3 separate regions of the Homo sapiens genome follow, and all the other regions are linked to region 3. A link is a loop called in an ENCODE intact Hi-C map of the cell type or tissue named here. Cell type or tissue: gastrocnemius medialis. All regions are shown on one strand. Each heading gives the region's core, and the rest is flanking DNA. Links, peaks and the distances in the headings are about the cores only. Region 1 overlaps SIPA1L2 (signal induced proliferation associated 1 like 2). Region 2 overlaps SIPA1L2 (signal induced proliferation associated 1 like 2). Region 3 overlaps SIPA1L2 (signal induced proliferation associated 1 like 2).

What was found. Peaks named below come from ENCODE experiments on the same cell type or tissue, not always from the same donor. Only the 100,000 strongest peaks of a DNase experiment are listed, where the experiment ranks them.
Region 1: a loop joins it to region 3, with 2.2 times the contacts of the local background. A loop is called at or near these places in 5 of 110 quality-filtered maps.
Region 2: it touches region 3 in a loop (2.5-fold over the local background); 30 of 110 quality-filtered maps call a loop at or near these places.

Annotation. Positions count from the first base shown.
Region 1 is chr1:232,553,904-232,562,324 of GRCh38, forward strand. All of the region lies in intron 2 of SIPA1L2 (signal induced proliferation associated 1 like 2), which reads right to left. Among named protein-coding and RNA genes, the nearest start is that of SIPA1L2, 72 kb to the right of the region's middle. RefSeq lists a silencer at 1,380-1,674 and an enhancer at 1,980-2,551. In gastrocnemius medialis, for the core only: no CTCF peak of the experiment used is centred there; no DNase peak of the experiment used is centred there.
Region 2 is chr1:232,616,958-232,625,378 of GRCh38, forward strand. All of the region lies in intron 1 of SIPA1L2 (signal induced proliferation associated 1 like 2), which reads right to left. Among named protein-coding and RNA genes, the nearest start is that of SIPA1L2, 9.0 kb to the right of the region's middle. In gastrocnemius medialis, for the core only: no CTCF peak of the experiment used is centred there; a DNase peak (open chromatin) is centred at 3,714; H3K4me3 peaks cover 447 bases; H3K27ac peaks cover 479 bases.
Region 3 is chr1:232,472,902-232,481,322 of GRCh38, forward strand. It overlaps SIPA1L2 (signal induced proliferation associated 1 like 2), which reads right to left. Exons shown (of 23, transcript NM_020808.5): 7 at 6,726-6,829. Among named protein-coding and RNA genes, the nearest start is that of SIPA1L2, 150 kb to the right of the region's middle. RefSeq lists an enhancer at 1,694-1,863 and a silencer at 5,429-5,631. In gastrocnemius medialis, for the core only: no CTCF peak of the experiment used is centred there; a DNase peak (open chromatin) is centred at 5,000; H3K27ac peaks cover 757 bases.

The sequences.
Region 1 (8,421 bases), core at 168-8,167, 81 kb after region 3:
AATGAAAATTCTGATAACCCATGTTCATTCTTTCATTTAAGCATTAAGAAGTTACCAAGCAGCAAGGCCCCATGGTAGGCAATGAGAAATACCTAAGGCATGAGCCCTGACTCCATCCAGGACATTTATAAACTACTGCAGGAGGCAAGATTAACATACAAATCTGTCCACAACACTGGTTTCAATCTCTAAAAAGTTATTTTTTCCACCAGAGTAACTATTAAGAATCAAAATGGATACATTTGGTTTTAAATTTCTATCTTCATCTCCTGTCTGTCTCTCTCAGAGATAAATGTTAACAAGCACTAGAATTATTTAAATGCAGTCATCAGAGCAAACCAGAAGAGAAGGACAAATGGAGAACAATCTATAGGAGAGACATAGCAGATCAGTGGCTGGACAGTCTGAAACTTCAATAACAGGACACAATACAAAGAAGAAGGGCTCCTACAGGAAAGGATATGGTGAAGTGGCTGTGCTAAAAGAAGGGATTATGAAATAAAATATTTACATTTAAAGTCCTAGTTTTAACAAACTTACTTTATCCAGCCTCTCAAATTCCAAAGCCTTCAACAGGAAAAGTCTTTCCACAATGCTACCCTAAAAATAGTTCCCTTTAGTCTTTCTCAGGATACCATGTAGATTTCCCTTCAGTTTGCTTTTGCAACAACACTGGTGTCACGAAGAATGAAACGACGACTTATTTTAACTAGAGAGCAATATTTATGTTATGCACACATATCTTGACACTGTCACACACGTGCTGATGTTTTCTTTCTAGAAATGGGATCTGCATCAGCCGTGTTTGGTGTGTGCCCTGGCCTTGCAGCTGTTGTGCTGGCAAGTTGGGTGTTGTTCCCAGGCATTCCACGGAGTTTCTTGGTTTAATTTTATCTAACAGGCTAAAAGGGGTACAATTATTTTTTATCAAAATAACAATAAGGAAATAACTTCCAACAATGAATTTCTAAGTGAAAGAATCTGCACATCATACATTTGTGTCTGTAATTAGCAAAATTAAATGTCCCTTTCTCTCCGTGAAGTATTTAGCTTGCTTCCTTACAATAACTGTCCATGGAATAAAAGCAAATAAACAAGAAATTGAGTTTACAAACTTATGGACATTAATTATTCAATTTTGGCAGATGCTTTTACTTTAAAATCAGTTACAATACAAACATGTGAAAAACTTCTAGGTTCTAAATCACATCACTAATCTCAGCAGTTCTGAGAAAACAAGTGACTCTTCTTTCGAACAAATGAAACCACCCAAACATTATTTATCTTTCAGCTGCACTACTCCCATGCCCAAAATTAAACAGAGAAAAGTTTTCAGACTCAACAATTCACCTCCACCGGTAATCTGAAGCCAGAGTGGGAGAGCAGGTATTTGTGGAGCCAAGTCTGAATGTAATTCTATTTACAATGCCATGCTTTGCCCCCCTAAAGCCAACCTGGAGCAGCATAACCCCACCCTGATCTTTATCACCTCCAGCTGGAGTGAGGAGTCAGGTTCCCCAAGGTGTACTTCTAACCAGAATTCCCCAAGACAGACTAACCAAATGCCTAATTAACAGAGAGAAGAACCTCCAGTTGCTCCACCATATATAGGCTCTCACTGAAGTATCACCAAGTCTAAGACAAAGCAGACAGCTGATAAACAATCCACTTTCTTCAGCCCCCTCTAAGGAAGCCTCAACAGCCAAATGTAATCTAATAATTAGCATATGTAAGAGTAAAGGTCCAGACCATGACATCAGCTTCACAGAAAAATCAGCAGATTCAAAAAAGATCCACGGAGCCTATGCAGTCTTTGGAAATTCTAAATAAATGAAAGGATGAAAGGACAGAACAGCAGGGGATAGAGAACTCTACATTCTAGGTCCTAGAAAGCACAATACAACATTTCTAAACAAAACTATTCTGCAAATTCTCTATTACAGAAAAAAATCTATCCATCACAAAGGTATTAGCTCACAAGGGTATTAACTGAAAAGTTGCTTCCCTAGCAACCTCCACATTGCAACAATGTCCTTGAATAGCATTTTGCAGAGACGGCAAGCCATAGTTAACCCAGAAGACTGTCAACAGTTCAAGGATCACCTAAACTTGGTGAGAGCCATGAAGAGCTAACACAGGATTCCTTAAAGATGACATTACTGCTAAAGATAACATGAGTGCACACATTCTGAAGTATCTGTAGCAAGAACTCAGGATCCACTAAGCTGTTTAAAGAAGTTTAATGTGTACACTGTGATAAAAGCTTACCTTTCTGTCTGTTACAAAACTTACAGAGGAATGAACTGAACTCAACTAAGCTTCTCTCATCAAGGGTTTTGCTGGCAGCCCCTGCCCCTCAAATTTACCCAACATCTATCTCATCTGTTGGCATGTCAGGTTTTCTGTTGTTGCTGCTGCTGCTGTTGCTTAAGTTAAAGATAACCAAATAATTATCTCAATTACATTTTTAAAAGAAAAAGTGAACCCAAAACTTCTTCTCTCCCTTTAGCGATAAGGTATGGCCATAGTGCAGTTTAACACACCAGCTGATAATTCTACAAATGTGCTCTGATGCTGCACAGACAAGGATGGAAACAAAATCCACGCAATTCAAAAGGCAGCTATCAATGGCACATAAACCCCGTTCAGATATGGAGAAACCAGACAGATAAGTGTGTCATCCGGGAAAAACAAACAGAGACAGAAACAAGATAAAACCAAAAGAAATTATGTGTCTTCGGGAGCTGTTATCAATCACACTTGAGAATCTTTGAACTTTGCTTTGTAAAACTAGGGATCTTATCCTCTCATACAAACAGTTAAAAAAAAAAAAAATGGAAGAGCTCCAAGGTAGTGAACACTGGGGTCAGACTGAAGTCTGCAAAAAGATAAGACAATTTACCCAGGAAAAGTTAAAGCACACTTCTTGGAAAGCTCATTTAATTTCCCTCTATTTTTTAGATTCAGATATCAAAATCTCAAGGATTTTGCAGTCTTTGAGATTTTCAGGATGGAGGCAATCCGTTGGACCAGGAGACACAGGCCAGCTCTGGGACAACAGTCAAGAATGGAGAGAGAAGCCATGTGGAAGAAATCCCACACCCAACAAAAGTAAATTTTTACCTGTGTCCCGTGAGCAAAAGAGGATTAACAAAAACTCATGAAGGCAGCTCAATAAAATACTGATAGGAGGTGAGAGGCTGACACTGCACAGCGCCTGTGTAATCCACAGTAGGTTATGGTGACAATGTTTGTGGATCCGGTCTCATTGCTATCACAAATTCAGCAGGCGTACAGGACAAATAGGAAGATATAACATACAGTGAACGCCTGCCAGGGGTTGGGCTCCATTTCTGGCATTCGCTTCTACCTAAGGCACCCCATAATGTGGTTATCAGTCTCTCTATTAAGATAAGCCATAACGGACTCTTGAGAGTTCAGGCGCTTTTCAATAGTGGAAGCCACATACAGCAGGGGTAGGTGTTTAACTTTGGTCAAAGGTTACAAAAAAACTCCTTGTGTGTTTCTTTCTATGCAAATCATTCACTATCTTAACCCCACAACACATCAGGCCCCACCAAACAATGACTTCAACCAGTCTTTCCATTCCCAGCCAGTGAGTTTCCTCTCTCACTCTTGTTAACCCAAACTCCAGGTACTTTGAAAATTCCAATATTCCAAAGAATATTTCCTCTGCAGCTACTGTGACTTCCATGTGTTCTCACTGTCTCTGGCAAGCCACAGCTCTTGCCCTATTCCGTGTTCTGAGAGACACAACCCAACATTACCATTATTTATTTACATGCTTGTCTATCCCACTAGACTGAGGATGTAGAAATCAGAGAAACCTGGTCAATGTGGTATTGTCTCACCCTGCCTAACAAGATGCCTGGCACAGTGAAGACACAAAAGATTGTCAGCTAAATGAAACATTGCCGGCATGTGCTGAGAAGTGTCAACAGGCTGAACATCCTGTACCAGCATGACACTGACTGTAACATCTCCAGTCCATAGATAAATCATACATTTAAAACACTCAGACATTATTTTTATAAGGATCATTATTCCACATCACCAAAGCAGTGTCTGTATGGAGAGTAAGCCAAAACAAAAGCCTTGCTGGAAAAAGTGACAAGTCATAGCTGCATTGTTCAAACAGAACCCTACTTGGAAAGCCAGTTGCCATAGGCTTTTATCTCACACAGTGAAACCTCCCCAGACAGCTTGAAATGAGGAGAAAAGATAACCCACTGAGATTTACACTTCAAAGAGCAAGAAGCCTCGAGGTAAGATTTGACTGTATCCTAATTAATGGCAAAACATAATTAAAGAGAGTTTTGGGCAGGAACTGGGGACATGAAAAGAGGATCCTAGAGGAAATTTTGGCATCCAGAGGAGAAGGACCCTCAGCCACTAGATGGGGAGTCCTCTCCTGGGCAGTCCTTGTCTGAAGCCATAATTGTTCAACTCACTTCTCTCCCTGGTTCTGATGGTAAATGTGCCCCACCCCCGGCCACGGTTCTGATGGCAAATGTGCCGGGCAACCTGCAGACCTCTGTCTACCTTCAGGAAGGGAATATGGCACTGAGAAAAGGCTGGCATTCAGGTTCCCATGGTGAGCATATTTAGTTTTGTACATTACTAAGTAGGCATTCTTGTCACATACTCCGCTACTGAGTTTGGTTAAAGCAACCAAGTCTGAGAGATAGATCCATTCTCAGTGCACCCCCAAACAAATTTTTTTTTTAATTTTGCCAGCTAATGAGTTATCTCCCATAAAAGTCTTCTGGAAGAACTAACTGGCATTTCTCCTGGCTGATGCATGATCCTAAATCTTCGTTTTTATGCATGTTTTCTTTAAATTTCTACACCATGTGCATCAAGTTTTATGAGGGTAATCACTTTTAGTCAATAGTAGTTTTTACCAAACAGATAACAATTTATTCAGTAAGACTCACTATCCTAGTATAAAACGATCCTCTCACCTCTCAGGGTAGAAGTGTCATGGAAACAGTTTGGTTTCACCAGTACTAAATTAATACTGCTTTTGCAGGGCTGAGGCAAAAATTTAATTTGCAAAAACCAGCCCAAGGCTACCATGATATAAAATTCACTTGATGTGTTAATTTCACACTCTAGAGTCCTCATCCCACCGGTGGGTGGGTGATCTCAATTATGTAAAGTAGAAGAATGTCTGAATTTACCCCAGCAACCCCAGACATCAGCACTCTAGGCCCAGCAGGAAGCCAGAGCTCAGCTTCCTTCCTGCCAGCCCATGGGGTAGCAGGGATTATCCTAGAAGTCAGCCAGACTGAGTAAATATTTTCACTATGCAGAGCTCAATCATAGGGCAGCAGCATCCCATTTAATAAACTTTTTCTTCTACATCTTAACACAGAAGGGATGCTTCCAATATGAACAAATAGTAACATAAACTCAATCAGCTCCAGCTAGACCCGGCATGTAGAGTGCTTTAGACTCTGCAGTCACAAGCACTAAGCCTGGGAACTGCACAGGCAGGAAGAATAAACCTCCTTTTGCCCCGGTCAGTGTTCTTGAAAAGAAATATGCCAACTCCTGTAAAATAAATACATGTTCTAGCATAAAAATACTATTTATAAAGACCATGAAATAATGAAATGTGCTTTAATAAAAGCACACCAAAATGTATATGCAGTATATCAACAGAATATAATACAAACATACATACACAGACATACCATGTATTTATAGAAAAAAGATGAAGAAAATTCTCCAAAATTTTGTTTTCATCATTGGGTGTTGACAATTGAGGAGATTTTATTTCCTTCTTTCTATACAAATACTATATATGTAATATATTACTTTTAATAGGTTACCTGTATAAAACAAAGAAGCCTTGGTTCAAAATATAAGTAAATGAAGATTAGTGTGTATTACTTTAAATAAATAAATTGCTCTATTGTTAGAGTAAGCTACAATGTTTCTACTATAGACTAATTCAATGCAGATATAAACTGACTATCTGTTCATCAAGGAAATAAAAGTTCACAAAGAGTAATAATACCTACCCATCAGCAAATCCGTCTGGAAACAAATTTCCTTCCTGTCGGTTCCCCTCAATTCATTCTTGATTTTTGATCCCTGCCTAATCTGCTCTCTCTCTCACACACAGAACTGTTGGACTTTCAGGGCCCACAAAGGAACTAACTCAGAACAGAAATAGCCCTTGGCCAGTCCTTTATTGACAGTAAAGAAACGTACTTTGTGTTTTTAAAAACAGTTTTCCCTGTGAGCTGGTGGTAGCATGGCAGCCAGCAATCCCATCTTCCTGTCCATCAGACTATTGGGATAAAATGGCTTAACCACCTCCTACCCCAAACCACATCCCCAGCTACCTGCACTACACCAAAACATTAGTAAGAAATCAGTAGTCTGGTATTAGTAATTGATTTAACCAAATAATATCACCCAAAAGAAGCTGCTATGCCCTGTTGCTCATACGCTGCACTGGTATTTAATAAGGCCCTCAGGAATAAAAAATTTAATTCAGAGTCATCTTTTTGGATCATCTGCTCATGAAGCTGAGTACTTACTAAAGATTCCTTTAATAAGGCATAATTCCTTAGATATAGGAACGTTTCCCAGTGATTGTTTAATCCTCATGGGAAGGAAAATGCTGTGTACTGGTCACCTTGCCCAGCAGGGAGGCCCTCCAGCTCTCACCTGCCTCCTCTGCATGTGGGAGGCAGGCCCAGAGGCCTCAGCCTTCATGAGCCTCAATGGCCAGACCAGGACACAGCAGCCCCAAAGCCCTGGGCCATGTACTGAGAAGTTCTAACATGAACCAGAAATCAAAGCTTCTAAGTGCATATAATTTCTCACAGTGGAACAGAATCATGAGAGGTATCACTGCTGGAAAAACGCCAAGATGTAAAACTTGGATAATAAATAAATGCAAATTATCTACTAAAGATACTGGATTTTAAGAGTCTAGATTTTCATGAAGAGGAAAAAAAAGTAAATAAAAACACTACAGTATCCTGAGCTAGAACTTTAGTAGACGTAAAAGAAGCCTTTTTCAAAGCATTAAACTTTCATTCCAATATTTATTAAGAATCTACTATGTTCCAGACAGATATATTATGACTCTTACACATTTGCTCACGTGCATAAAAAGTCATTTGGTTTAGACATTCCCACCGTCTACCAGTTCCTGGGGAGGTATACTGCAATCTCCACGTCAACTGATAAAGATAATAGAAGACAAAGTCAGTCAAACAATGTGAATTCCTAGACCTTTTTGATTAATGATACAAATGGCCACGACATCATTCTCAACTATCTTCCCAACTCCTTATCATTATATATTCTGGTAAAAGATAACAAAGTTTCAGGTAAAGTTTCAGGAAGTCAGCTTTTGATTATTTTAAATGGGTTTGCACATATGTACCTGTCACTATTTGACCAGAAGACTACATTTTGGACATTCTCATGCCAGATTCTGACTGGCCCCTGATGTGTACCTGCAATTAAGATAATTATTTCCATATACAAAACTACAAACTGGATCCCATTTTCATTACCTTTTGGGTTGGAGCTGGATACACAGATCACATGTTCATCCGATGTCCTTCTCTACCACAGGGGAGCCACACACAATGCCCACCCCTAGTAACAGGAAATGAAACACTAATGAGCCAAACAGCCATCTGCCTGTGCCCAGAATGAACAGTCCAATGAGCCTGTTGGTCCTTCCTTATTCTACAGATAGAAAACAAAAGCAGAGTACATGCTCTTTTACCTTTGACTGGCAGGCTGTCCAGAGTGACTCTGGATAAGTTACTTATCATTGCCAGGCTTTGATGGGAATGGTCTTGATGAAAGAAAATTCCGCTTTCCAGCCCCAGCTTATACCTACTGAGTCAAAATGCAGGAGCAGGAGAGAGGGATACACAGGGCAGCGTGTGGAATGCACCTGGGCATGGGTACTTCGGCAAAGGCCTCAGGTGACTCTTGATATGGAGGCTTAGCGATTACTAAACCTTTTCCAGGGCCAGAGGTAAAGAGGAGGCCATAAAGCCAACCACCTGATGGGTCCCACCGCGCCAGCTGCTCTGAGAGGCCCTGAGCGAGTAAATACGGCTTCAAATATGGATAAGTTGCTGAGACCACCAACAAATCCCCAGGAGTTTTGGAGGGCAGAGGACACTGGAGAAGTACTGATGAGGAGAAATGGGGAAAATGACCCAAATGTAGTTAGGAAAACCAAAATGCTGCCCTTGGCAAGGCTGCCCAGGCTTGTCCTTACAGAGTGGCAGATATGTCAACTGCACATTTTGAATGCCAAGGAGGCACATGCGTCTGTAACAGCAGCAGAAAGGAGTTAAATACATTCAGTATTAATCATAAAGTTGTCAAAGATAACTTAAAGTCTATCCC
Region 2 (8,421 bases), core at 197-8,196, 140 kb after region 3:
AAAATCTGTATTTTTTCAGGGCTAATTGATTAGTCTCCTTCACATATTATCATAAAACTGAACTCAGGAAATTTTTTTAGTTTTAATAATTGTTGCATTTGAAATAATTGGAAATAATTTGAATTAATTAGAAATAATTCCTCAGTTTTGCAAAGATAAACAGATTTATTTCCATTCACCTAAAATTTTCTAAGTATCAGATACAAATAAACCAGTAATATGTCAGGATCCATCTCTTCAGAAGCAAAGTTGCTCAGCTCAATGCTGTGAGCTGGCCTGAGCCAGGCCCGCAGCAAGTGTCAGCCAACTAACAAAAGAAGCACCTCATCTCCAGAATGAATGGGTGGGATGTAAGATGAGACCCAGTGGGGAAACTGCCAAATCAGATAGGAAAATCACACCCCTGTAAGGAAAAGGGAAGTTGAGATGTGACTGAAGATAAATACATAAATATCTGACAGAAATTGCTCCTAAAATCATCTGACAAATGGATATGACCTCTGAAAAGGTCATGTGATCAAGATGAAGGCAAAGAAAACCCAGTGTGGTCATATAAAGTATACAACAAAGTAAAAATAAATAAATTATGCTGAATTTTGAAAGCAGCTTTATACACAAGAGTGCATACTGCATGATTCCATTTACATCACATGCAAGAACATGCAAAACTTATCAATGGCCCTAAAAAAAAAAGGAACAAAGGTTGCCTCAGATAAAGGTGGGAAACAAAAAGAGTAAGTTGACCGGGCAGGGACATCAGAGAACTTTCAGAAGTGGGAGAAACATTTCACATCCTAATAGAAGTATGGGCCATATGGGTGTATGCATTTATCAAAACTCCCAGAATGATACACTTAAGATTTGTGCATTTCACTCTATACCTTTTACTTCAAAAAATGTAAAACTTTTTAACTCGTTTACAATATACATGCCGAAGTGTTTAGTGATAAAAGTGTAAAAAGTGTGCAACTTACTCTGAAATGCATCCAAAAAATAAAATGGATTGATGGATGGGTAGAAGACGGAGAGACATCTATAAAGCAAATAAAGCCAGACCTAACAACTGTGGGATCCAGGAGGTGGGTACAGAGGTGTCCACTACACCACACAATATTTTCAGCTTTTCTGTAAGATTGCAAATTTGCATGATAAAACGTTGGGGGAAAGTATATGGTGATTACACTGAGATTTACTGGTTTAAATAAATCTCAGAAGTTTAAAGCAGAACGCAAATCTTACCCAGCACTTACTGTTAGTTCATGAGACATAAGATAGGAAGTGGACTGAAGGAAGGGAGCATCAGCAGCAAACGAACAACACCCCAGAGACCTGGGGGCGGAAGGGATGCTCAGGCGAGGCGAGCTCTTTTTGTCCACAGACATCCTTCCTAATGTCGCCTCAGTTTAAAACTCTTGTGGCTGGGCGCGGTGGCTCACACCTGTAATCCCAGCACTTTAGGAGGCCAAGGCGGGTGGATCACAAGGTCAGGAGTTCGAGACCAGCCTGACCAAGATGGTGAAACCCCGTCTCTACTAAAAATACAAAAATTAGCTGGGCATGGTGGCGTGCGCCTATAATCCCAGCTAATCAGGAGGCTGAGGCAGGAGAATCGCTTCAACCCAAGAGTCGGAGGTTGCAGTGAGCCAAGATTGCACCAGTGCACTCCAGCCTGAGGGACAGAGTGAGACTCCATCTCAAAAAAAAAAAAAAAAACTCTTGTTACTCCGCATAATTTTAAAATAAATCACTTCAGTGTATCAATTATCAAGTTATATATTCCTAAGTATAAAGTCTCAAAACAAAACACATGACCTTGAGTTGCAAATATAATACTATGTGTATATTCTGTCAACTAACTGAAATGAATTCAGTAATTTTATACCAAAACGTCATTTATATCTCTGTATATCCAAAGTAATTTTTCCTTTAGTTTTATGACACAGTCTATAACCTTCAGTAAATTACAGTGAGGAAAAAAAACATAATGACCATCTTACGTGATAGACAAAGTAATTATCACCACTTTGAAAATACTGTCCGTCACTTCTCCTTAATGTTGCTTTTGTTAATAAAATGCATCTCTGGAGTTGCAAAACCTAAACCAGGCAAAAAGATGAGTTTGTATTTAAGCAGATCATTTTAATAGAGATAGTACTGTGATCAAAGGAACAACTGAGAGTGTTCTGTATGTATCTTCTGGTCTTGGAGAGGGCCTACAGTTTCCCTGCACACAAGAGGCCCTCAACAAAAACTCAAATCCTAACCATTTTCCAAAGCTTAACTCAAGTTCTATCTTCCTTGAATGTTTTCCTAACCATGCAAACCCACCTTATTCTCAGCTAACCACACAGTCTTTCATCTGAAAGAAGCTGTAGCGCCCATCTATCATATGGTCTCATTTACACAGGAATCTTTTTCTAATACACCTGACACATAGCCATCAACTCTGCCCAAGTTAGTTAGTTCATCACCTAAGAAGGCAGTGCATTCATCACCTAATAAGGTAGCCCATGCTACTACACAATAGCTCTAGTGATTAAATCATGCCCTCTGATAGTTCTGAATCAGTAACATCAGGAAGTTTAACTAGAAGAACACTCAAAGTCCCTCCGAGGACTAAATTCTAAGAGTCAGTTAATTTGCTGACTCTGCCTGACAGCTACCCAGGACGGGATGGAAGGGATGGAAGGACAAGATCCCTGTCCTCAGGGGTCTCACACCCTAGGGTGCCCCTGTTAACTTGGAAATCTTAGAATGCCAGCATTTAAAAAGACTTCAAGATGGCATGGTCCCACATCCTTATTTTAAAATTGGATTATAGTCACTGCCCCAGAAAGCTGAGGGAGTTAGACAAGGCCATGGAAGAACCCCTTATCCCACTTGTATCATCTGCAATAGCAGGATATTCTACTCTGCTCTTAAATGCTCCAAATAGATTTTTTTTTTAAGATGGAGTCTTGCTCTCTCACCAGGCTGGAGTGCAGTGGCGCGATCTCAGCTCACTGCAACCTCCGCCTCCCGAGTTCAAGCGTTTCTCCCGCCTCAGCCTCCTGAGTAGCTGGGATTACAGGCACGCGCTGCCAAGCCTGGCTAATTTTTGTATTTTTAGTAGAGACGGGGTTTCACCATGTTGGTCAGGCTGGTCTTGAACTCCTGAACTCATGATCCGCCCGCCTCAGCCTCCCAAAGTGCTGGGATTATGGGCATGAGCCACCACGCCCGGCCAGATTTTTTTAAATTACCATTTTTCTCCGTAGTTTTACCTGTTCCAAAAAGGAAGAAGATAAAAGTTCACTTTTAAACACACTAATGCTTGCAGGGATGACAAGGAAAGCAAGTGCATATTGCCAGAACCCTGTTCCATGAAGGTAGGTGTCTCGATGTACACTTCTCTCCACCTTCCTCAACACCTCCCAGGGTGCTACAGCAAGGGAAGTACAGATGTGCTAAGCCTTTGCTATTGGAATAACAAAGAGCGTAGTAAGATGAAAGCAGTGTCTCTTGAAACTCTCCTAGGGCCTTGTTCCTCATTCCATGCACATATCCTGTGCCGACTCAACATCCCCTCTGCTCCACAGCTTATCTCAGAAAGAACTAAGTTACGGTGCCAAGCTAAGAGGATGAATTTAGAAAGCTTCACATAACCAGACGCACAGCGACAGCAGCCATCAGACATCACCCAGATTTAACTGCCCTAAAATTAGCAGTCAGAGCAAAGTAGTTACTGCAATGATTGCGTCAGAGCTATTCTGACTGGCAAACTGCCAGTTTTAAACAAATTGTCCTGCTTTCTCTACCAGGGAAACAATATTTTGGAACAGAGCCAGCTAAGCATTTCAGTGAATGTTCAAATTCTAGCTTCTCTATTAATGTTGTATAATTCAATGACAAGGTGAACAAAGTCTACATAGGCTACATCTGCAAGGGTGTTATTTTCTTTGTTGTAAGCACTTATTCTTTGGGTGAGTAAAGTACTGTGGATGAATCCTTTTAAATATTTAAATGCCTGAAATGTATTTAGGGATTCACATTCAACTGGCTTAAACAAAGATTATGCAAATCTAGCAAAATATAAATGCAAAACAAAAATTGTTTTCCTCTTATATTTCTTTTAATCTTGGCAAAGACTCGGGCTAAAAAAAATGTTCTCTGCATGATCACAGAAGGACCCACTCACTTCCCAACAAAGAATATATAACCTGATTCAATCAGTAAAACTGCTACCTCACCACAAATTACAAAATTTCTAGTTAATAACAGACAATTCACTGGCTGAGAGAACAGGGCAGTTTTTAGACCAGAACAATGAGCTCATTAGCCCAACCCTCAGCCTCCACTTCCCCCTTTCAGTGATAGTGAGTCGGTAATTCCGCCATTCTTATATGCACACACCTTCTTTAGTTCCCTCCCTCTCTCCCTTCTTCCTTTCTGTCTTTTCATTCTTTCCTTTCATCATGATTTATTGAAACCTACCATACCTTACAAGTGAGCTGTAGAATAAAGAACACTATAGCTGGAACCAAGAGAAATGGGTTTAAAACATAAGGACTCAGATTCAGAAAACCACACTTTCATTAAACCTTAGTTTTTGTATCTGTAAAAGGGAAAAAAATCCCACCAGCCTTATAAGGTTCTCGTTAAGTATACATGAGAGAACACAAATGAAAGTTCAAGCACGGTAACATTTTACACTCGCCTTTAAGAATATCTCTCCCCAATTCTTTATTCTCTTCATAAATCAACATTAGTCTCCTTCACTTATTCTTGTCATTTAAAACATTTTTTTTTTTTTGTGACAGGGTCTCACTCTGTCACACAGGTTGGGGTCCACTGGCACGATCAGCCCACCGTAACCTCGAACGCCTGGGCTCAAGGGATCGGCCCTCCTCAGCCTCCCCAGTGGCTAGGTCGACAGGTGTGCACCACCACACTCGGCTCATTTTAAAATTTTCTGTAGAGATGGGGCCTTGCTTTGCAGTCCAGGCTAGTCTCAAACTCCTGGGCTCAAGCAATCCTTGCCTCAGCCTCCCAAAGCACTGGGATTACAGGCATGAGCCACTATGCCCAAATTAAAACATTTTAAATGGGAAAAATGACCTATTATTCCAAACAAATGAGTTACAACGATCCTCAAATAAAATTGGTTGATAAATTGGATGCTTCTACTATCATGTATGCCTTGCTTACAGCACTTATCACAGCATACCTTATACACAAATGTAAACAAATAGGAGTTAGAATGACATCCCTCTAATGTCATATTATAAGAACTAGCACTACGTTAAGATATTAAAGATAAAAGACTTTTACCATATAAAATTAAGACTATGGCTACTGAGCACCTACCACATTTAAGGCATAAATAATATCCTCATGTACTGAGTCAACAAAAGATGCACTATACAATACTGATGGGGTTTTTAAACATCATGATTTCCTGTAGAAATGAACCCTGCTAATGGACTGAGAGCTAAAGGACTACAGACAGTACTACACAATTCAGAAATCCTTTCTGTTCAGTAAGCTTGATTAAGCCCCAGCCAGGGCTTTTAAGTCAACTGCAGCCTCATGGGATTCAAATAGGGCTATGCAGGCATCAGCACAGATGAGACTTTGAAACCTGGGAAAGGTGTGAATCATACTCTCTCATGAAAGGCGGCCACCTAAGGGTGCCCAGGCTCCCAGGAACCACACCCCTCTGAATGGGGCTATAAAGTTCTTGATGTAACAGATGGAACACAGTCCCTCTTCAGAAACTTCCACATTTTTACCAGTTCCATATCAGAGTTCAATCACAGGTCATTTCAAACGACCCAGGAAAGGCATAAATGAGGTATAAACTGTTGTTCAAGATAGATCATGTACAATAGAAATAATGATTAGAACTTGCTCAACAGTATTTAGTTCAACAAAAGCCAAGATAAAGGAAGTTCTTTTACGTTCAACCCACAACTCCCAATCATTTCTTTAACAAATATTTGTTTACTGTGAGCCTATTATGTGGCAAAAACCACCTAAGTGCAGGGAATACAGCAGTAAACCAGAAATGTCCCTGCCTGTTTGCTGCTTATGTTCCATTATTAAAATCGAACAGGAGGATGGGTGGGGGTGGATGGTGCTCGTTTAGCTGGAAGTTACTGGAGATACAAGAGCAGGGCTCCCTGCTGTCTCTCCTCACTCATTCCCAACCCACTAACGGCTGGGAAGCCAGGCATTCCTTGCACTACGGGTGGCTGTGTGCTACAGTTCTGGCCAATCACATACAGACAGAGCTAGGCTGTCAATCTGAACTTTTAACATACCCTGATCCTGGGAATGCTTTCGTCTGAGTGTGATAGTATGATGCTTCTTAAACAGCTGAGTTCAGAACAGGCACAGTGGCTCACGCCTGTAATCCCAGCACTCTGGGAGGCCGAGGCGGGCAGATCACGAGGTCAGGAGATCGAGACCATCCTGGCTAACATGGTGAAACTCCGTCTCTACTAAAAATACAAAAAAAAATTAGCTAGGCATGGTGGCAGGCACCTGTAGTCCCAGCTTCTTGGGAGGCTGAGGCAGGAGAATGGCAGCAACCCAGGAGGCAGAGCTTGCAGTGAGCCAAGATCGCACCACTGCACTCCAGCCTGGGTGACAGTGCGAGACTCTGTCTCAAAAAACAAAACAAAACAAAACAAAAAAACAGCTGAGTTCAATTAGAAACTTTCTAAGGAGAATAGCATCGCCATTACATTAACCTCCTACCCCTCAATAAATGAAACCCCAAACCAAGACCCACAAGCAATTCTGGAAGAAAACAGGCCAAAGTCAGAAATGTCTTCGGGAAAAAGAATAAATACACAGTAAATATAAGGCCCATCAAGAGTGGAGTTTGTCTTCCGCTTGCCTCACAAGACCCTACAGGCTCCCTAGAAATTCCATTTCTCAACTGCTATAAACTCTAACCAGTGATAGTACAACAGTGGTCTCTACACAGGGGCCACACATTTCAAAGATACAAATGCCCTTGAGATGCAGAGAAAATACTTCTACATCTATTTATTTTTAATATTAATCTTCTTAAAATGTACATTTGTTTTATGTCCATAATATCTTAGCACAGTAAAGTATATGTTTATACATACAGATATATTATACATATACACACACACAAACGTGCATGCAGATATGTATACATGTATACGCATACATACATGAACACTTAGACAATTGTGTATAGATGGGATGCACGTTGAAAAAAGTTTGAGAACCTTGAGAACCTGCTAAAAAGAAACCACTGTTTCTTGCATTAGGCCATTTAAACACCTGAAACAGGTAGCATTTGCCCTGTACAAAGAATCAAAACTATAATTCCTAAAATTACTTATTAGAAACTTCAATACGGAGAGGACAGTATCCCAAAGCTATTCCTGAACAATGTGAATACCCACTGTTCAACAAGGAACCAAATGTGTTATCAAAACCACCTCCAGAAGACAGTGAAAGTAGTTATGCTGACTTCACAGGACACTATGTCTTAAGCATTAACCAGAACTTTCTTTTAAAACTCCACACAATAGTTCATCTCAGCAGACATAATCTTTTATTCACCCAGGAGTTCTTACTTTCCACAATAACAATTTTTAACACTGGCTCTTTACCTAGATATTTTTACTTAAGAGTTTGAATAAACTACCAGATAGCTTACTTCGGACTGTTCTGATTTCTTGAGGAACTCAACTAAATGGGGATATTTCTCAGAAGATTAAGCAAATATGTAGAAGTGAAAAATATGGAGTAATCTAATGGGCAGAGTTCAAGACACCCCTTTTGGCTAAATGTTTATTAGTAAAATAGGAAGAGAAGTATATCAACCAATTAAAACAAAACCGGAAGAGACTGTGGTGTTCTTCCCCACTATCTGAAAGCAATTCAACACAAGAGAATACCAAACCAAAAAATAAGCTGAAGAAAGTCCAACAATATTCTGATTTTTCCTAGAAGCACTGCAGTTCCTAAGGCCTCCGGAGGTCACAGATCACAGTGTGACCCTAGTGTCTCAATCCAGTCAGTCATTTAACACATTTTCTTAATCATATGCAGAAGAGAGTGCTCGTTACTAGGGACACACTGAAAATGAACTCATTATTACTCAGCATAACTTGGTCAGTAGAACCAGCAAAGGAGGTTTGACACACTCTTTCAGGATATCCATGTGGAAAGGTGGAGCTATATGGGCTAGTTATAAGATATGAAGAGCATTAGTAGTTAACTATAACCGAGAGTGTGACTCCTTGTAAGCCTCGAGGGAAGCTTCCAGAGACACACTTCGTGTTGTTCAGCCAGTTTAACAATTTCATCACCGGCTTAAGTAAAGATATAAAAGAGTCTGATCTAATAATGTACAGACAGCATTTCTTTGGGAGGACAGGTAAAGGTGCCAAA
Region 3 (8,421 bases), core at 119-8,118:
CTTTCAGAGTTTTCTACAGGCCAGTTAAACTGCTGATTCATATGCTGAGAAATTCCTACTTAAATCCCCATGGTCAAAGTTATAAACACACAAAAATCATCTTACTGTCTGAGTGAAGTCTGGAAACATACATTAGTACATCATAATACAGACCCAATGAGCCACCTCATTTAAATATGTAGTTTTTAAAAAGTTTGCTAGATATTTAAAATGTGCCATTTCAAATGCATGTAAATAATCAGTGAAAACTATCTTTGGCAAGGACATTCTTTACTCTTTTCTCCAAAAATTGAAATACATGATTCATAGGCATTGTAATGAGACAAGGAAAAATCAGGAATAGTTTTTAAAAATATGCCCATCATTGTGTTCAATGTATCTGTAGACTACAAAACACAGCAGTTCATACTCTAGTTTATTCAGTGCCCTTGAAACACAGGAATTCTCAGACTGTCAAAAGATGGAGCTCACTTTGGCCAAGGCCAGGCAGTGAGTTCAGCGCCTCCTACTTCCTGAGTGATTGCCGGTGTGGCTTCATGTTGGCCAGCCCTCTCCATTAAACACAGGGTGCAGGGAGGGCCTTGTTAGTCAGTGCTTCATGGCTGTTGAGACTGCAACAGCAAATTGCACAGTTATTCCTATCCAATTTCTTTTCCTCCTGAAGGAACATGATGGGTCTGATTCTATACTTCACCACAGGACTATTTAAAGCACAAGTTAAAGCACAAGTTAAAGTCTGGTTACCTTGACAACATGCCAAACCACTGTTGTCCCTTTCTAGACACATTCTTTTGCTTTGTAAAATGGGCCAAAAAATGTTTTCAAAAGTCTAGTTAATTTAACCATGGCCACATAATGCACTTTGTAGAAAAAAATAAACGATTGGAGGCGGGAACAAGAAGATTCATTAGGAAGGGTAAAATCTAAAGCTCTTTGAAGGAGAATATAATAAGAAAAATGAACACTATCCATTAATAGAATGCTTGAATTTGCTTCAGAGACTAAAGAAAATATCTGGAAAATTAACAGAAATATTATTCATTTTTCTGTTTTAGGACTTTGTCAAACATGAAATAAGTAATTTCTTGAACTTCTTAAAGGCAAATGTTTTCTTTAGTATTTAGTTTATGCTTTTTTCTAACTGGTCAATGAAATTCTATACAATCAGAGTCTGTGAATGGGGAAAAGGGATGGCAAACCACAAACGAACGCAGGCTGGCAAAACCTGACGGTACTATTTGTTTGAGGGAATTGTAGGAATGACATCTTCTGGGGCGAACTTCTTTCTAGGTATGTAAAGCTAATGACAATTTTCAGTGATGTCAAGAGAACCAACTTATTAGTGTCTTCAACTGCAACAGTGAGTTAATAAATATTGTATTAGATAGATTTACATAGTCATTTCTACTAAATTTCTAACACTCGATTCCAGCTGTGAAACAGGAATAAGCTCTTGTTATGACAAGGAAAGAGAAAATGTGAGTCTTCACCCAATTCCATGGCAAAAGCATATAGATGCTACAGAAATACCATATATGGCCGTAGGTTTAGCCTCAGTTCCTTAAACAAACCAGTATCTCACAAGACCAGTTTTAACTTAGTGCAAAAATACAGTAAGATAGAAGGAGTATGTTCTAATTATTCGACAGTACAGTAGGGAAACTGTCATTAGCAGCAATTTATTGTGTATTTCAAAGCAGCTGCAAAAAAATTTGAAATGTTCTCAACACAAAGATAAGTGTTTGTGGTAACAGATATGCCAATTACTCTGATGTGATCAATACACATTGTATGCAGGTATCAAAATACAGCGTGTAACCCCAAAATATGTACAACTATTATATATCAGTAAAAAAAAAAATTTTAACGAGAGGAAAAAACTCAAAAAGCAAACTGAGAAGAAAAAAGCCAGGAAGTGAAAATAAGTATCAGACAGCACACTTGGGTGAAAAATGAAAGCTGAATTAGACAGTATCTGCTAGCCTCTATGTATATGGGTTCATTTGTTAAATTATTATTTTAAACCCAGTAAGACAGAAACAAACTGTTTTGCACCCAATGCTGGGGGAAAGCAGGCTGTACAACATGAAAGAGAACAGCCGGGATATGATTCAGAAGCTCATAAGAGTCAGAGAAGAGGAAGGTCATCTGCAGGTCTCCAGAGAAGGTCTTTAGAAAGAAGCAAATCCATATTCTCTAAACGCACACAAGTTCTCAGTCCTGGTCCTTGAGTTTGAATCTAAATCCTGTTACTAAAAAGGGGGCTGACAAAGACTCCTCTGACATGACTGATCCCTTCCTACCTCTCCGACCTCATCACCTGCTCCTTACCATATAGACAGCGTCTTGTCCCTCCTACAGAACAACTGGTTCCCACCCAAGGAACTTTGCAGTTCCTAATCTCTTGCCTGGAAAGCTCCTCCCCTTCACCCAGAGGGTTGGCTTTTCCTCTTTTAGGGAGATGGCCCTAATTTTGCACTTATACATACATATGCATGTACATAAACACACATATCCCCTCATATAAACTATACTCAAGAGTTTGCACCAGTAGTTAGAATTATGCCTTGATTTTTAAGAGGCGTATAGAGTTTCCTACGGAAAAAGTTAATGTAGAAAAGCATTCTAAATAATAACTAAGGAAGGGCAACATATACACCTTACCACATAAATACAAAAGAAAGAAAAGTCTCACCCACCTCCTGCAAAAAAGTGAATGTTAGTGAACTGTTCTCATTTCTGATGGGCAAGAACAGGATATTACATTTAATTAATGTTTGAAGGATTTCTCACTGATTTATCATTTCATATAATTATGATATTTTACCAATAACAAGAGCAAATGTACAAACGAATTAAGAAATATTGAACACTTTGCAAAGGAAGAAACAAAATAATCTAAGAATGCAGATCTTTAATGACTTCATAACAAAGTAAAGATGATAACAGGATTATGAAGATATAAATGTCTCTTTCTTCTTTCTGTCACTAGGCAATACCAACCCTCACTCTAAGTAACAATCTTTGTGATATAGTATAAGTATATGCTCCTACTTAGGGTCTGGGAATAAAGCTACTCATGGAAAGCTAAGTAAGCATTTTATCCTTCCAAAATATTCTATAGTATTATGTATAGGTGAACCCAAGTATAGGCAGGACCCAAGGCTCATCGCACTTAGTGAGGTAGGTTGTTCCAGTATTTACATGAGTCCTTAGCAACACCAACTAGGGACTTAAGGAAGTACACAAACTCTTTAAGGCAGGAGCTTACAATCAGTCTATCCACTATGGAGAAAAGGGCTCCAGGCTTAGCCCAAATACAACATCATTACCTCTTTGGTGTCAAGCCCATTACTAGAGGAAGACCAGTATCCTTTAATTAGCATCTCAGAAACCTAGGGGCTTGGTCTTACTCATTAGATACCTCCACGAGGCGTCAGGTACCCCTTCCCAACACAGCAGCTAAAATGTTACGCATACATTAAAAAATAGGTTACTGTGTGCCAGGCACTGAGGCACCTCTACTTTATATGACTACTTTGAAGAAAGAATTTCGTTGCCAAAGTGAAGTTTAAAGCTAATTTGTGAAGCTCTTCCCACTGATGACATCCCACGATGGCTTAACCATGACTTGTCTCCAGGGCAAGCAGAAGGAAAGCACACAGGGGAAGACAGCCCTGGAAAAAGTGGATGGACTGCCAGACAGATGCAGAGAGACTTGCAGGACTTAACTTTTGAAGAGAGAAAATAACTCCAAGAGCAGGGTTTCTTATCATTCTTTTGGTCTGGTGAGTTTTTCTACGCAAGAGTCAGAGACCATTCCAAAGATTAAAGCTCTTTTGCAACTGTGGTAAACTCTCTGAAGACTTTTAATACATCTTGGAATTGGCATCCAGCTTGATTTATTACAAGAAGGAACACAAGAAATTAGATCTGATGTGGACGAGTCTGGACCAGTTAAATGGTCACCAACTGTAGTGTAAGAAGCCAAGGTTACAGGCACAATTCATGTAGGGGCCAGTTAACTTTGCTAAGTCCTGTGGCTTCAAATTGCACTCATGAACCCAGCTGGTCATTTCAGACATTTCTACCTTTGGTATTAACATAATTTGTGGGCATGGATGGTGAGGGTGAGAGAAATGGAGTCAATACAACTCATTAACAAATTTGGAAAACACATGTCCCCAGATTGCAAGTGGCATTATTTATCCACAAACAGAACATTCTGATGACAACCTGTGATTGCAAAATATTAAATGTCAAAAAATAATTTTCTGAAATAATTGATAAATTTAGTCTCTCACTTTCTTAACCATTCAGAGTCTTAGTTTTTCATAATAGATCTTTAGGACTGGAGACAGGAAAATAAAATGCAAATTAGGTCATCCAAAATATGACTGGCTCTATATCTAATGAATTATAAAACAGTAACAACTAAAACTTAGTTCCATGCCTGGAACTATTTTAAGTGCTTTACATGCATTAATTTGCCTAATTCTCTATCTCCTAAGAAAGGTTCACTCATTCATTCATTATTCATTCAACAAATGTTTGTTGACTTCTTACCATGTTCTGGATACTGTTCTGGGCACACAGGGACACTTCAGGGAACAAAACAGATACAAATCCCAGCTTTCTCGAGTTTGGAATGTATAGCCTCAACTTACAGGGACTTTTCTTTTACTTTCCAGTTGGGGAAGTTTAACACACACACATCCTCCTCTATCCCCCAGTTGCATCTACATTTTCACTGCTTTGCTGTCCTGATTTTTGCGCATACAATTTTTTCAAGGCTAGTTTCAGTGAAATGAAGTCAGGTACATAAAACTCGAATGCCTACAGATTTTGATTACGCTTCAATGAAAGGGGGTGGGAAAGCCAGTTTTGAGTTGTGGTAAAAGCAAAGACTTCAAATCTCTGGAGGTTGCCACATGTGAAATGCCAGGGCCAATTCAGCCTGAAGTCCAATGACTCAAGTAATCAGGGAACTGGAAAGGCTTTGTGGTTTGAATACTCGATGACGGGGGTCAAAAGTCACTGGCTCTATTTCTGCTAACGTACTGACAGATTTTCTTGGCTTGAGTAACCCCTATCAGTTTTCTGAGCAACAACTCCCACAGAGTTTAATTACTGAATGATTCACAAGTATTTGCTGGACAACTGTCCTGGTCTAAATTAAGCCTCTTAAGATCCAGTGAATCTGCTCGGCATTATTGCAAATAAATTCTTGAGAGCTAAAATCCCTTAGGTTAAAATATACATAAATACATACATGTGATCTAGTGATTTTAAGTCTATGCTTAAAAATACACAGATGTGTAATACAGAGATAGATTTTTTGAAGGTGGTAGGAAGAACTATGATTATTAGAAAACACTAGAAAATTCAGAAAGGACAAGGGATTGAGATAAGTATGAGATGGAAAATGGCAAGAAAATCCAGCTAGCAGTTACCATGAGAAGAGACTGGGGGTCAGAGGCCTGCTTTCTCATCCTAGCTGGAGGATCTGAGGCTAAGGGGCTTCTTCCAACTAGTGATGGGAGAAGGGGAGGTAGTTGGCTGGTTTCCTCTTTGGGAAAAAATGCAGAATTAGACTAAATTTATATACTTTTATGAGTCTTTTTTAAAAAGGAAAAATTCTCTGTGACAATTAAATTTCACTCATTTGACAAATACCTATTGAGCTATTCCTATGTAGTCCTTGGTGCTTTAATATATTTAGAGCAAAGGAGTATCAGTTAAGTGACATTCAGAGAACTGTCTCCTAAATGTGAAAACAAACTTTAACTCTGGATTTAACCTAAATACAATCAAATCCCTAAAATTAAATTATGTCAATGAATCAGTTATAAGATCCTAGTAATTCACAAACCTTTCTGTAAACAAATATTCAGAAACTCAAGCAGTAACATTCTTCAAAAAATCTTCAGCTTAACATGGGCAGAGCCCAGAAGATTCTAAACAAGATGTGAAATGGAGCCTTAGCTATCCCATAGATCGTCTATCCCAAACGTAGGTCCTTTCCTATCTCAAGTGATCCTCCAAGTCTTCTCAAGCTCACAGTAGACAAAGCATTTCAACTATTTCTAGCGTAAGATAAAAATGGCCATAATTTCTAGTAATCTTTGCAAAAAAAACTTGCTTGACTCAAAGTTATACCAAAAAGTAAATTATTTTACAATGATTTATGCATCATTCAAGTTTTCAAAGGTTCTTAATTCTTACTGAGTGGCTGTAGTCAAAGCATGATGCACTCTGATTTTTTTCTCTTTAAAAAGGTCAAGAAATTTTGGCCAATAAATCCATTTAAAACAACAAAAACGAAATGGAGAGGAACAGCTGAAAATAGCACCAGTAACAACTGCAAACAGTATTCTCTATAAATAAGCTATTTACCCACACACAAAAACCGAAGTCAGGTCAACACGGTTGGCCTTTTCGTAATTAACATATAGTTGAGACAAGTTTCTCCTGAGAAAAGATTTTGCTTAGCAAGCAATAGATCTGAGTGCAGAAGAGTTTCTAAGTTTTATACGAAAAAAGTGCAACAATACGCCCTTTAAAGCCCAAATACTTCCAAATGATCAAAGAGTCAAAGATGATTAATGCTATTCAAGAAAAACCCTCACTGATTCTTTGCAAGTTCTACATGCATCAATATCATCAGTGGGCCCACCTCAGATTTCATACTCAGCGTAAAAAGCTCCAGGCTGGGGAGGACATACCTGTTGTCTGTTGTTGGGCATGTAGGGAAGCAGGGTTGACACGTGGAACATGAGTTCGTAGTCTTTGTATGTGGTATAGAGAGAGTGCGTGCCCGTGGAATCAGCTGAAAACAAAGATGAATTACAGAAGCAAGGTAAGCTGCTACAAAATTAGTGCTTCGATATTTAAAAGGTTACTGTTGCAAAAACAAAAAACAAAAAACACCAAGCTCTACCCAACCAGTATCTGGATGCTGCCCATCCAGCTTTCATCAAGCACTGTTTCTACCACTCCCGCTCCAGGACTGTGGACTGAGAGGCTCCTTTCCTTCCCCACCGCTTTCTACTGCACCTTTAGTTTCCTCGCTTTTCTTCTCTGTTCTTGCCCTCACAGTGTGGATTTAGGTGATCCACTGAAAGCGAAGTGTTTTTGCCACCAAGTGCACAGGTGAGCAGTGGAGAAGAGAAGCTGGTCCAGGTCTGGGTGCAATTATCTGAAGGGCGTGACAAACTGGCAGATGGCCTGGCCGCATCTGTGTGTGTGTGTGCGTGTGTGTGTGTGTGTGTGTGTGTGTGTGTGTGTGTGTTTTTACAGTTAATTCTTAGTTATTCTTGGCACTTGATCTTCCAGAACCCAGAAAAATGAAATAGGATTGATTGAATATGGAAATGAGAACAAAAAATGTTATTTTGAATATGTCTTTCCCTGAATGTAATTAATTTTTTTCTTTCAACAGGAAGTACATTGATACATCCCATGAATGAAGAATATGGAGAATGAATGTGATCACTTACAGAATATTATCCAGTGACATATATGTTAAAAAACTATGACATTTGAACCCCTATTAATCATAAAACTGTTCATCTTTTGAAAAGGAGAATGATTCTTTGTAAATTCAAACTCCATCTGTATTATCAATAAGAGTATCTCAGATTGAGTTTCACACATTGAAACTAACCTGCTGACTATAAAATAGTTAAGTAATTTTGGAGTAAAGTTCTGAATGACTTTTTGCACATGGATAATGAAGACAAAAAGATATACAAAAAGGAAAATGTAAATGGAATTCAATTTCTTTGTCAATTCTTGATCTATACAGTCTTATTTCTCTACTTTTTAAGCAACAAGAAACAGTGTTGTTAACATCATTTATTCCATTGTGTTTGTTGGGGAAACCTCTAAGTAGTCATTTTAAGTTAATCTTTTTTTAATCTAAAAATCTAAATTTTTACTTTAAAAACACGAAAACATTCAACCTTCACGGACTTATTATATTCTTTCTGAACCCTGTAGTATGTCTTTCTAATATTCATATCCAATTCAGAAACAGACCTGAAAACTCTTTAGAAAAAATATCCTATAGAGTTCTTAGATGCTCCAAAAGACATTCATAAAAGGCATTTTCATGAATAAGGCGAATACTTAGTGTTTACATATAGTTACCAATAAATTAATTTACAGATGGAGAGAATATTCATCCAAAAAGTTATATATAAATCAGCCCCGCCAAAAAAAAATTCCTTTTAACTATTTATTAAACACATATATGTTATTTTCAAAGGACTTCTTAGAAAGTAACATTCCATTTTAATTCTCTTGGCTCGGAACCTTGACAGTGAACGTGGCTCTGGATGTGAGCAAGCACAGTTTACAGTCTCAGGGCAGGATGGATGCTCCTTCAATGAATAATGGACTCACTGATGACAAAACCAA